2 separate regions of the Mus musculus genome follow, and region 1 is linked to region 2. Evidence: chromatin loops called from intact Hi-C (ENCODE). Cell type or tissue: heart. All regions are shown on one strand.

Region 1 (5,000 bases), 65 kb after region 2:
TGTAATTCTTTCCTTGAACCCGTTTCCTCCCTCCTCAGAGGGAGCCAGTGTGTGGATTCAGTGTTTATTCTTCCCCGGCATTTGTTCCTAATGTTACTATTATATAATTCCTAACAATCACTGTACATCTTTAAGCTTTAGTTTTGGTGCTTTAAGAACATATTCTTTTACACTTTCACACACACACACACACACACACACACACACACGCACACACGCATGCGCACATGCGTACTTTGACTCTGAAGCTCCTACTTTTTCATCCTCTTCCCCTCCCATCAAACACCTTCTTCCACTCAAGTCCTTTCCCTGCTTTCATGTCTATTTATTTGTTTGTGACACACTGCTTTAAACGAGAGTCGCCTGTGAGAGCATAGGAGGGGAAGCCATTTATGTGAACAAGGCTCACCAGTGAGGAATATGACTCTCCCACCCCCAACCTTTAACTGCCTGCAGCTCCTCAGGGAGGGGTGGGGCCTCTCCCCCATTCATGTTGGCATGCTGATTGGCCCAGCCTTGTGAGGTCATGGGGGTGCGACAGTTACAGCTTTATCACGCCTCCCCTCCCCAGCTCTCACATTCTTCCCACCACCCTTTCTGCAATGTTCCCTGAGCCCTAGAGTGGGTGACATCCTTGCCACATTTAGGACTGAGCACTCCACTCTTTTTCTGAGCATTCGATCAACTGTGAGTCCCTGTGTTGGCTGTCACCCAATGTAGGCAGATGCTTTTCTGACCAAGGCTGGGAGCTCTATGGGTATAAATGTAAATATTTAGAAGGAACTTTGACATCATGTTCATATAGCAAAAGGATTGTATTATCCACTTGCCTAGGGCCTATGACTTCTCCAGCCTTGGGGGATCTGCATTTTATCATTTTATCGGTTTGAGTAGTGTGAGGTACCCACGGAGTGCATTTTCATTAGGGATCTTTTGTTGCCTGGCACAATCATCACATGAAGCCATCACTGCAAACTGCAGACAAACTCAGCAGTTGAAAGATTGGAGGCTTTGCTTCCATCTCATTTAAAGGTAGAACTGGAGGGGAGATAGATGGGTGTTCTCTTGCCTCTGCCCTGCCCATACTGGTCCTAAGCTGCCTTTGCCATACACGTTTCTGACATCTGTTGACCCTTCCATACCTTCTCCAGCCCAGGTGACCCCTCTCGCCTGCCTGGTGTGCTTCTGCCCTTTGCACAGCACATGTGCCTGTTTACACACTTGTTGCATGTGGATAGTTGATGCTGACATTTACTTTTTCCTAAACAGCTCTTATCGCCTGCTTTTGCAATGCTGTGGAGGGAACCCAGGGGCTGATGGGCCATCAAGCTACACCTTAGCCTATGCTTAGCTCTACATACTAGACTATGCCCAGTCCTTCCATGACACAGTCCTAACCCAGTCACTGCAAAAAACTGCACCCATGTTCCACGCAATTCTGCAATACTCTAGCTACTTTCCTGCTAATGAACAAATATGTGTGTAGTTATTTCTCTCCATCTCCTTCTCCCCCACCTTCCCTGTTACTGCAAACAAATTTCCATACAACACTCCTGTGTAAATGTCCTTTGAGTATTTTATCTCTAAGAGGCTAGGCTTGGAGCTTTCCGGTGAAATATAGGCAGACTTTGGAGATACTGGATAGGTTTCTATGGTCAGTTGTTTTATCTCCAGAAATCAAAGTGGGTGCCATGAATCTGCGTGTGAAGAGTCCACCCATGACATCACCCTTCCCTCCCAGACTAAGACTGATGGTTTTCCAAGAGTCATGTCAGAGCCAGGAATAGGAAGGACCAGGGACCTCTTGTGCAATGTACCTTAGCGTCATTTCCTTCCTGGGCTTTATAGATAAGAACACAGAACAAGCCATTCACTTGAGCTCAGACAGGTTAGAGCAGCAGCACGGCCCCGTGGCTACCCATCGCTTCTGCCCTGTTCCCCTCTTCCATGCTGTGTCTATGGACCCCAAGGGCCGTTCCTATTTCCACCCCTTTGCCACAGCCCAGCCCCTCCCCAAACACAGACAGGTCACAGAGGACAGAAAACATCTTGTTGGCTGGGCTATTTTTTCTCTTCCCTTTGCAACAATAGCTTTATTTAGTTTCCTTGGGGATGGTTTCTCAGGGACCCTTTTCCCGGTCCCATGGCCCCAGACACTCCAGAGTTCAGCACTGCCCCATGGCAAGAGGCCTGACATCCTGTTGGAGGGGGCAGATCCATCTTTGAAAACAGATTCCCCACCCTGATAAGGCCTTATTCAAAAGCACCCAAAGAAGCTAAAATAAGTGGGGCGGCCCTGTGTTCTTGCAGGGTGTTCCCTTGGGAAGATCAGAGTCCGGCAGTCTGAGCCAAGGTTCAACCAACCCCATCCTAAAGCTGAAGCTGGAACTGAAATTACACAGCGGGCACTTGGGGCAGCTTCCTACCCAAGGCGTGCCACCTATAGCTTGGTAATACAGATTTAAGCATGTGGAGAATTAGATTCTGACTGAACCATTGCTATAGTCTGAGTGTGTCTCCAAGGGTTCATGGAGGAAGCCAAGACTCTGGCTTTGTGCTGAGGATACAGGACATTTAAGAGGTAGGGTCTAGTTCGAGTTGCTTAGGTCATTGGAGGGCATTTTAGTAAGTTTTAGTGGGGTATGGTGAGCTCTGCAAGAGTGGGTTGGTGTAAGAGCTCAAATCAGGGGCCTTCCCCACTGCTTTGGCTCCCCACTTCCCCAAATGAATGTATGATTATTCATTGTGCCGGTTAATTTTTGTCAATTTGATACAAACTAGAGTCATCTGGGAAAAGGGGGCCACAACCGAGGAACTGCATGCATCAGATTGGCCTGTAAGTGTGCCCGCCGGGTGGGGGGTATTTTAACTTTTTAAAAGAGAATTTATTCTCATTATTTGAAATTACAGCTAGGTATGCGTGTCGGCATTTGGAGGCCAGAGGTGTCCAAATTCCCGGATCTGAAATTACAGAGGGTTGGGATCTACAGGAGATGGGAGCTCGAGCCTCTGGAAGTGCTCTTGACCACTGAACCAGTTCTCTATTTCTGTGGAGGGCATTTTCTTTTTCTGTCCGAAGGATCTCTCTAGGTAGCTTTGGCTATCCTGGAACTCAGAATGTAGACAATACTGGTCTCTAATTCACAGAGATGCTCCTGCCTCTGACTTCCAAGGCAAATACCACTCCAGGGTGAACAGTTTTAGGCTGTGTAAGAAAGCAAGATAAGTAGGTTACAAAGAGCTAGGTAATAAACAACGTTCCTCCATGGCCTTTGCTTCAGTCCCTGCCTCTAAGTTCCTGCCTCAGCTTTCCTCAGTGATGGAGTGTAACCAGTAAGTCAAATAAATCCTTACTGTCCCCTTCCAAGTGGGCTTTGGTCAGTGTTTTATCACAGCAACCAAAAGCAAACTAGGAGAACCTCTCACTCTTTGTATTTGTGTGTGTGTATATATTTCTTTATAGCCCATTTCTCTACTTCTCTATCGGTGTTCTGAGGATGAAGACCTCTGTTTTGCTTGCCACCATAATGGTAACACACAAGGCCTGGTACATAATGGATGGAGGATCCTCTGAATCTAGAATTACAGGTGGTTATGATCCTGCTGAATATGGATGCTGAGACCCAAACGACTCTAGTCATCTGGAAGAACAGCAAGTGTTCTTAGTCACTAAGCCATTTCTCCAGTTATAGCTTCTATTTTTAAATTCTCATTTTAAATACAAAGAAATGGGGTAAAGAGAGGTGGAAGATTGCTCTAAAGATTACCTAGGAGCTGGGCGTGGTGGCGCACGCCTTTAATTCCAGCACTCGGGAGGCAGAGGCAGGTGGATTTCTGAGTTCGAGACCAGCCTGGTCGACAGATTGAGTTCCAGGACAGCCAGGGTTATACAGAGAAACCCTGTCTTAAAAAAACAAAAAACAAAACAAACGAACCAAAAGATTACCCAGGGAGAAAATGAAGCAGCCTGGATCTACCAGAGCCCCTCACCCTAGCCACCTTGTGGTAGTGACACCCCTGGATCCTCATGCTGTCTGCTACCAAGCACTTTCTTCGGTGGGTGGATGAAAGCCTGCAGACTATGAGGGTTAATCTAGTGTGCATAGAACCTGAGCAGTGTGGGGTAAGATGGTGGAAACAGGAACTCTGGAGCCAGGAGGCGTCTGGTTTCTACTTTTAGAGCTATAGTCTATTGGTTGAGTCACAACCAGATCTGTGACTCAGTTTCCCCACTCTCCAGTAGGAAACTCATTAACATCAAGCTCCCTAAGAAGCAATGGGTTTATGTCTGTTGCTGATTGTGTTTGAGATCAGAGGGTTGTCCTATAATAGGACTGTATAGAGGACTGAGGAGTTCTGGCTAAGAAGCTCTGCAGATACCTTCATTTCAACCTTAAAGCTATTACAAAGAATATTCTCCACGTGTATTCCAACCTCACTCATGTGTCCCACCATGCACCTGGGTGCCTAAGATAGAAATGGCACCTGCCCTGCCTTCCTTAATTCTTATCCTATCCCAGGTCAAGGGCTGGTACTTGGGAAGGTGTAGCTAGGTGGTATTTGCTGGGTGGCCTATGGGCTCTCTGCTCTGATATTCCACCTCTATTTTGCCCCCCCCCCCATTGCGGCTTCTAGTGTGTCTTGGAAAAATACTGGTAACAAATTTAGAATAATTAAACTGAACATGCCGTACCAACAAGCAAGCATTCCTTTTTTTCTTACATTTCCTGTTTCCCTGAGAAGTGCAATAGTCAGAAATGAACAACCCCACAGGCTGGCCCCACCAACAAGCTTTCCTTGTTCTTGCCTGCATGAGCTTAGGGTTGTTGCAGGCTCAGGCTGCCAGCTTATATCCTTACTCACTGGGGGACTCTCCAGGTGACACTTGCATGCAGAGGACATTCTCAGGAGAAGAGTTGGTCTGGAGCAGGGACCAAAGATGCCTGAAAGGTAGAGTATAGGAGCCCACCCTCAGGCTCCTGAAGAGAAAATTCCTCGGG
Region 2 (5,000 bases):
CCTCCAGAGTAGAAACTTGACATAGATTTAGACAAATGCAGCCACGTGGCCTTCTCAGCTAGTGATTGTCTTAGGGATGATCATGTGACCCAAAGCCTGGCTAATCAGCCAATAAGGTTTCATCCCGGGCTTTGGATGAAAGGCAGGGAAAGGTGCCTCTTTTCTGTTGGACTTGACAGTGAGGCTTTAAGCCTGGTGATGCCATGAACCTCTGTTGGAGAAAGTATGATCCAACATGGCCATGAAAGAAATGATTTCAATAGAAAGGGGTGGGGATGGAGTCCTACACCCCTCCTGAACACTTACCTCGTCATCAAAAGCTAGTAAGTTCCAAAGCACAAGCTAACATGCTGTGTTCTGATGCTTGTAGCTACGCCACAGTTCTTAGAGGAAATACTCAGTGCATTTTTACCTTGGCCTCTTTACTGTTCAGGACACTGTGGCACGCAGGAGGTGCTCCGTGTTTACTGACCCTGGAGGTACCTCTACTACCTGCATGCAGGCAGTGTCCAGTGGGTTCCTAGGGAAGGTGTCTGTGACTGATGCGGAGAGTAGGTGCCCAGCCACTCCTCAACTGAGGAGGTTAAACATGGTCATGCTTAAAGCAAGAAAGTCCTATAGGTCCCCCAGCCACAGAGTACCTTAAAGGACTCACAATTTAAGGGGGATTAGTTTTTCCCTCTTCGTATGGTCTGAGGAAGGCCAATCTCTATTTTAATGATGTCATTTTAATCATTAATTGTTTTCTCCTAGATATCTGCAAACAATTGGGGACTGGTGAAGGCTCCGATTTCTCTCACTGAGGCAGCAAGGCAGGAGCCATAAGACTTGAAACCAAGACCTCAGTGTTCCACACTTACTTCTGGAACATGGGGCAAACCACTTTAGTTCTCTGAACTGTCACCATCTGTAAATGTAGTTTTGACAGGTACCCTGCCGTTGATACTGACCAGATAGGAAAGCAAGCTGGGAAGCGCTCAGTGGGTGGGGACACCGGGCAGAGACTGAAGTGCCATTCTCACCAGGTGCTGGTGCATCTTTCCGCGTGCCCTTTGTCTCTTACCTTTCTGTCATGGCCACCTGCTCCAGCATAGCAGAGCCTGTATTGGCCTTCCAGTTTCCAGAGATGGAGGTTCTCCTGGGTTAGAACAAACCACACATCAAGGACTTTATAGAGATCTCTATCACTAATCTGCCTTCCTTCTTTGCTTTTGTGGTTAGGAGATGTTATTTCAAATATGTGGCCCAATTTATGCATAGCATGTACTTTTATTATCTGTAATTTCCATTAGTGCTAACTGATTTATTTATTCATGGATACTATGTATTGTTTTCTAAACATTTTTTTGAAATTTAAAGATTAAATTGTATTTATTTATGTCTTTTGTTTATTGTATTTTCTGTGTCTGAGTGTTTTGTTTGTATGCTGTGTGCCATGTGTGTGCCGTGTGGATGCTGGGAACCAAAGCCTGGTCCTCTTCAAAAGTGATATAATTTCTGTAATTGCTGAGCCATCTCCCCAGCTGCTGAGCCATCTCCCCAGTCCCTAGGTTAAAATTTAAAAAGGCTGACACCTCAGATAAAATGACACAAACGTTGGTGCTGCTGTATGGCCAAACCAGATTCCACAAGCCCCAGCTTGACTTTTATCATCTTATGGTGCTTTTGGGAGATAAGGAAATCTTCATTCAGCAAGTAATGCCTGGGAAAGAGAAGTTAGGCCTCTGGGGTCATGCCCTTAAAGGGATCCTGGTACTTCTTGTCCCTTCTTGGTTTCCTGGCTACCATGAGGTGAACAGTCTCTATGAGAGTGTTACCATAGGAACAGGGACAAGAAACCATAGGCTGAAACCTCTGAAACTGTGAGCTGAAATAAACCTTTCTCCCTTTTAAGTTGGCTAGCTCAAGTACTTTGTTACAGTAATGGAAAAAGGACTAATATGCATGACCTCTTGTTTTTGAGGAGAACTAGGGCATTGTATCACCTTGTGATTCTGGAATTTGTCGAAGGTTTAAATGTGGGAAAAATGGTCTTAGGGAGGAAGTGATTACTCTCCCATGGTGAAGAGTTTGGAAGGCTTTGTGACCTCTGCTTGCCTTGTCACCCCCTCTCAATTCCGTTTCTGGACTTCCTTCTGCATCAGTCATGGCTGTCTTCCTTCTCAGGGCTTGCCCGTGCACGGCTGGTGTCCTGATTTGAACCCTACACTCTCACTTTCACTTTTGGCTCAGGCAGCCTTTGTTACCACCTTTGCCTTCCTAAGTCCTTGCTCATCTCTCAGGCTTCATTTGAATGTGGCTTGAAGCATACCTTCCTGGACATTCATAGACTGCTCTGCCCTGCTTCCCTCCCCTCCCTTACCCTACTTTCTCCTTTCCTCCCCTCACCCTCCCTTCCCCTCTTCTCTCCTCTTTCCCCCTTTCCCTTTCTTTCCCATTCCCCTTCTCCTCCCCCCTCCTCTTTCTCCTATCCTTTCTTCTTTCCTCCTCTCTTCTCCCTTCCCCTCCTCTCTCCTCCCCTCCCCTCTTCTCCTCTACTTTCCTTTTCTCTCTTCTCTCCCCTCCCCAGTACTGTGCTCAGGAGTGCTCATCTAACCTGCCTGATAGAGGAGAAGCCCTTTAAAAATGGGGATCATATATTTCAACTCTATCCCTTGAGGACACCATTCCAAGGGAACTCAGCATATAGTAGGTGCCCAATAGCTCCTGACTGGGTGAGGGATGATATAAGCTGGGGAGAACCCAGGACACATTTGGACTCCTGTAAGCAGGCCCCTAATTAATGCTGTATTTTATAAGCGCCTTTATCATGGTATCTCTTCACAGCACTAGAACAGTACCCAAGATACAGCTCATCACTGAGAAAAGCCAAGGCAGGAGCTCGAGCAAGGATGGGGGAGCAGGGACTGATGATGCAGAGAGATCATGGGAAAGCTGTTTATTCATTTGCTTTCTAGTTCATGTTCAATTACTTTGTTAATATAGCCCAGGGCTACCTGCCCATAGGTGGCACCATCTACATAAGGTTGGATCCTTCTCCACCAATTAAGTAATCAAGAAAATGCCTCACGGACTTAACAGCACGGCCAATCTGATGGAGACAATTCCTCAACGAGAGTCCTTCTTCTCAGGTGTGCCTAATGTTTGTGTCACAAAACTGTGACAACAGGGTTCATAGGCTTAGCCTTCATCCTGGATTTGGTTTAATCTAAGGGGATAAAGCTGACCCCTCCTTAGGCAGCTCACTTCCGGTCTTTAGTAGCTTTGAGCCAGAGGACTGGTGAGGTAAATTAGCAATGGATATGAGTTCCAGGGAAGCACATGAAATCCCAAAGTCACTGGCTGTGTGTGGCTCCAGGACATGTTCATTGAGCCGTGCCTTGGCTGTTCAATGACAGCATTTGGCATTGTGCATTAGAGGTGATAGAAGGCAAGAACCGATGAACACGGAGCTTCTAGCACGTTCTAGTGATTTACCATGGGCAGCATCTCCCAGTCTTCAACTTCTTCCTTGGTATAATGGGAATCATTGTAGACCAAGTGAGACCCTAGTGTGGTCCTGTATGAATGAGAGGAAATATTCCCATCAGCCTCTCAGCACAATTGGGCTGTACTGTTTGTTATTTTTAGTAAGAGGAGATGAGAAGGCATTGAAGAGCTAAAGCAGCAGGAACTCAAACCAGATGGCTTTCCTTCCAAGAGGATGATGGCTGGGAGAGCTGGTACCTGAGGCCTGCATTAGCATCTGAGACATGTGTCCAAGGGTTTCCAAGCATCAGCATGTATCAGCCCCACAGAGCTGAAGGAGATGGCACCAGTGTTATCCTCTCTTGATGGTAGATGCCCTCAAACTGTACCCTACACACTCATCATGCAGAGGTCATGGAGTCCATTATACATGGATGAAAGGTCCCTTGTTTTTGACTTGAATGAGATGCAACCAGTGGGATGTAGGGTAGTATGCAGATAGTGGTCAGAGCAGCTATCTGGACTATAATTGCCTTTATTTATCTGGGCTGGTGTAAGAGAATCATGAACTGTGTGGTTTGTAAGCAACAACTCATTTCTTGTAGTTCTGGAGGCTGGAAAAACTAAGCTCAAGATGCCTAAAGATTCAGGTTTGGTGAGGACACATTTTCTGGTTCTTAGACCGTGCCTTTTTACTGTGTCTTCATGTAGTGGCTGAAGCAAGGGGTACTTTCTGAGTTCTTTTTCTAAAAATGCTGCCTTAACTTGATACAGCCTAGGATCATTGGAAAAAGGCATCTCAGTTGAGAGACTTACTAGGTCAGAATAGCCTGTGAGCATTTCTGTGGGACTGTCTTATTGCTAATTGATGCAGGAGGGCCCAGCCCATGGTGGGTAGCGCTATTCCCTAGAGAGGTGTTCCTGGGCTGTATGAGAAAGCTAAAACCATGGGTCTATTAGTCAGCCAGCAAATAAGTTTTTTTTTTCATGGTCTCTGCTTCAAGCTCCTACTTGAGTTTCTGCACTGACTTCCCTCAGTGATGGAATGGAAACTGAAATACATTGTTTTCTTCCCTTAAGTTGCTTTTGTTCAGAGTGTTTAACAGTCAGTAACACAATGGAACTAGAACAAGCATTGTATGCTTTCTGGAAGATTCTACCCTGATGGCATATTCTCCTCTCTGAACCTCTTCCTAAGATTACCACTTAAGAAGGGGTGGACTTTCAATAGGAGTTTGGGGTGGGAGGGTATCTAAGACCAAATGTACAACCTTAGAGGTGGAGGAGAAGCTTCTGGCCTGAGCAACTTTGGACAAAGAGTGAAGACAGAAAGACTGGAGGTAAATGATACTTTCTATAAGCACGTGCTGTGGTTGACAGCGTTGTGTCCCACTGGACCACCAGGCAGAGGCTGAAACTGTTCACGTGGACGACGGTCAAGTAAAGAGCCCATTGAGTGATGGATGGTGGAAGCCAGCTCTTCCTTGGCTGGCATAGATGTATAGACAAGCAATCTGGGAGGGCAAAAGTGA

Evidence for each region. Peaks named below come from ENCODE experiments on the same cell type or tissue, not always from the same donor. Only the 100,000 strongest peaks of a DNase experiment are listed, where the experiment ranks them.
Region 1: it touches region 2 in a loop (2.5-fold over the local background); 2 of 42 quality-filtered maps call a loop at or near these places.

The regions. Positions count from the first base shown.
Region 1 is chr10:86,137,314-86,142,313 of GRCm38, forward strand. All of the region lies in intron 6 of Syn3 (synapsin III), which reads right to left. Among named protein-coding and RNA genes, the nearest start is that of Gm35636, 22 kb to the right of the region's middle. In heart, no CTCF peak of the experiment used is centred here; a DNase peak (open chromatin) is centred at 2,008.
Region 2 is chr10:86,072,163-86,077,162 of GRCm38, forward strand. It overlaps Syn3 (synapsin III), which reads right to left. Exons shown (of 14, transcript NM_013722.3): 9 at 1,064-1,138. Gm51812 (a long non-coding RNA gene) reads left to right here. Exons shown (of 3, transcript XR_003949027.1): 3 at 754-1,071. Among named protein-coding and RNA genes, the nearest start is that of Gm51812, 5.6 kb to the left of the region's middle. In heart, a CTCF peak has its summit at 3,010; no DNase peak of the experiment used is centred here.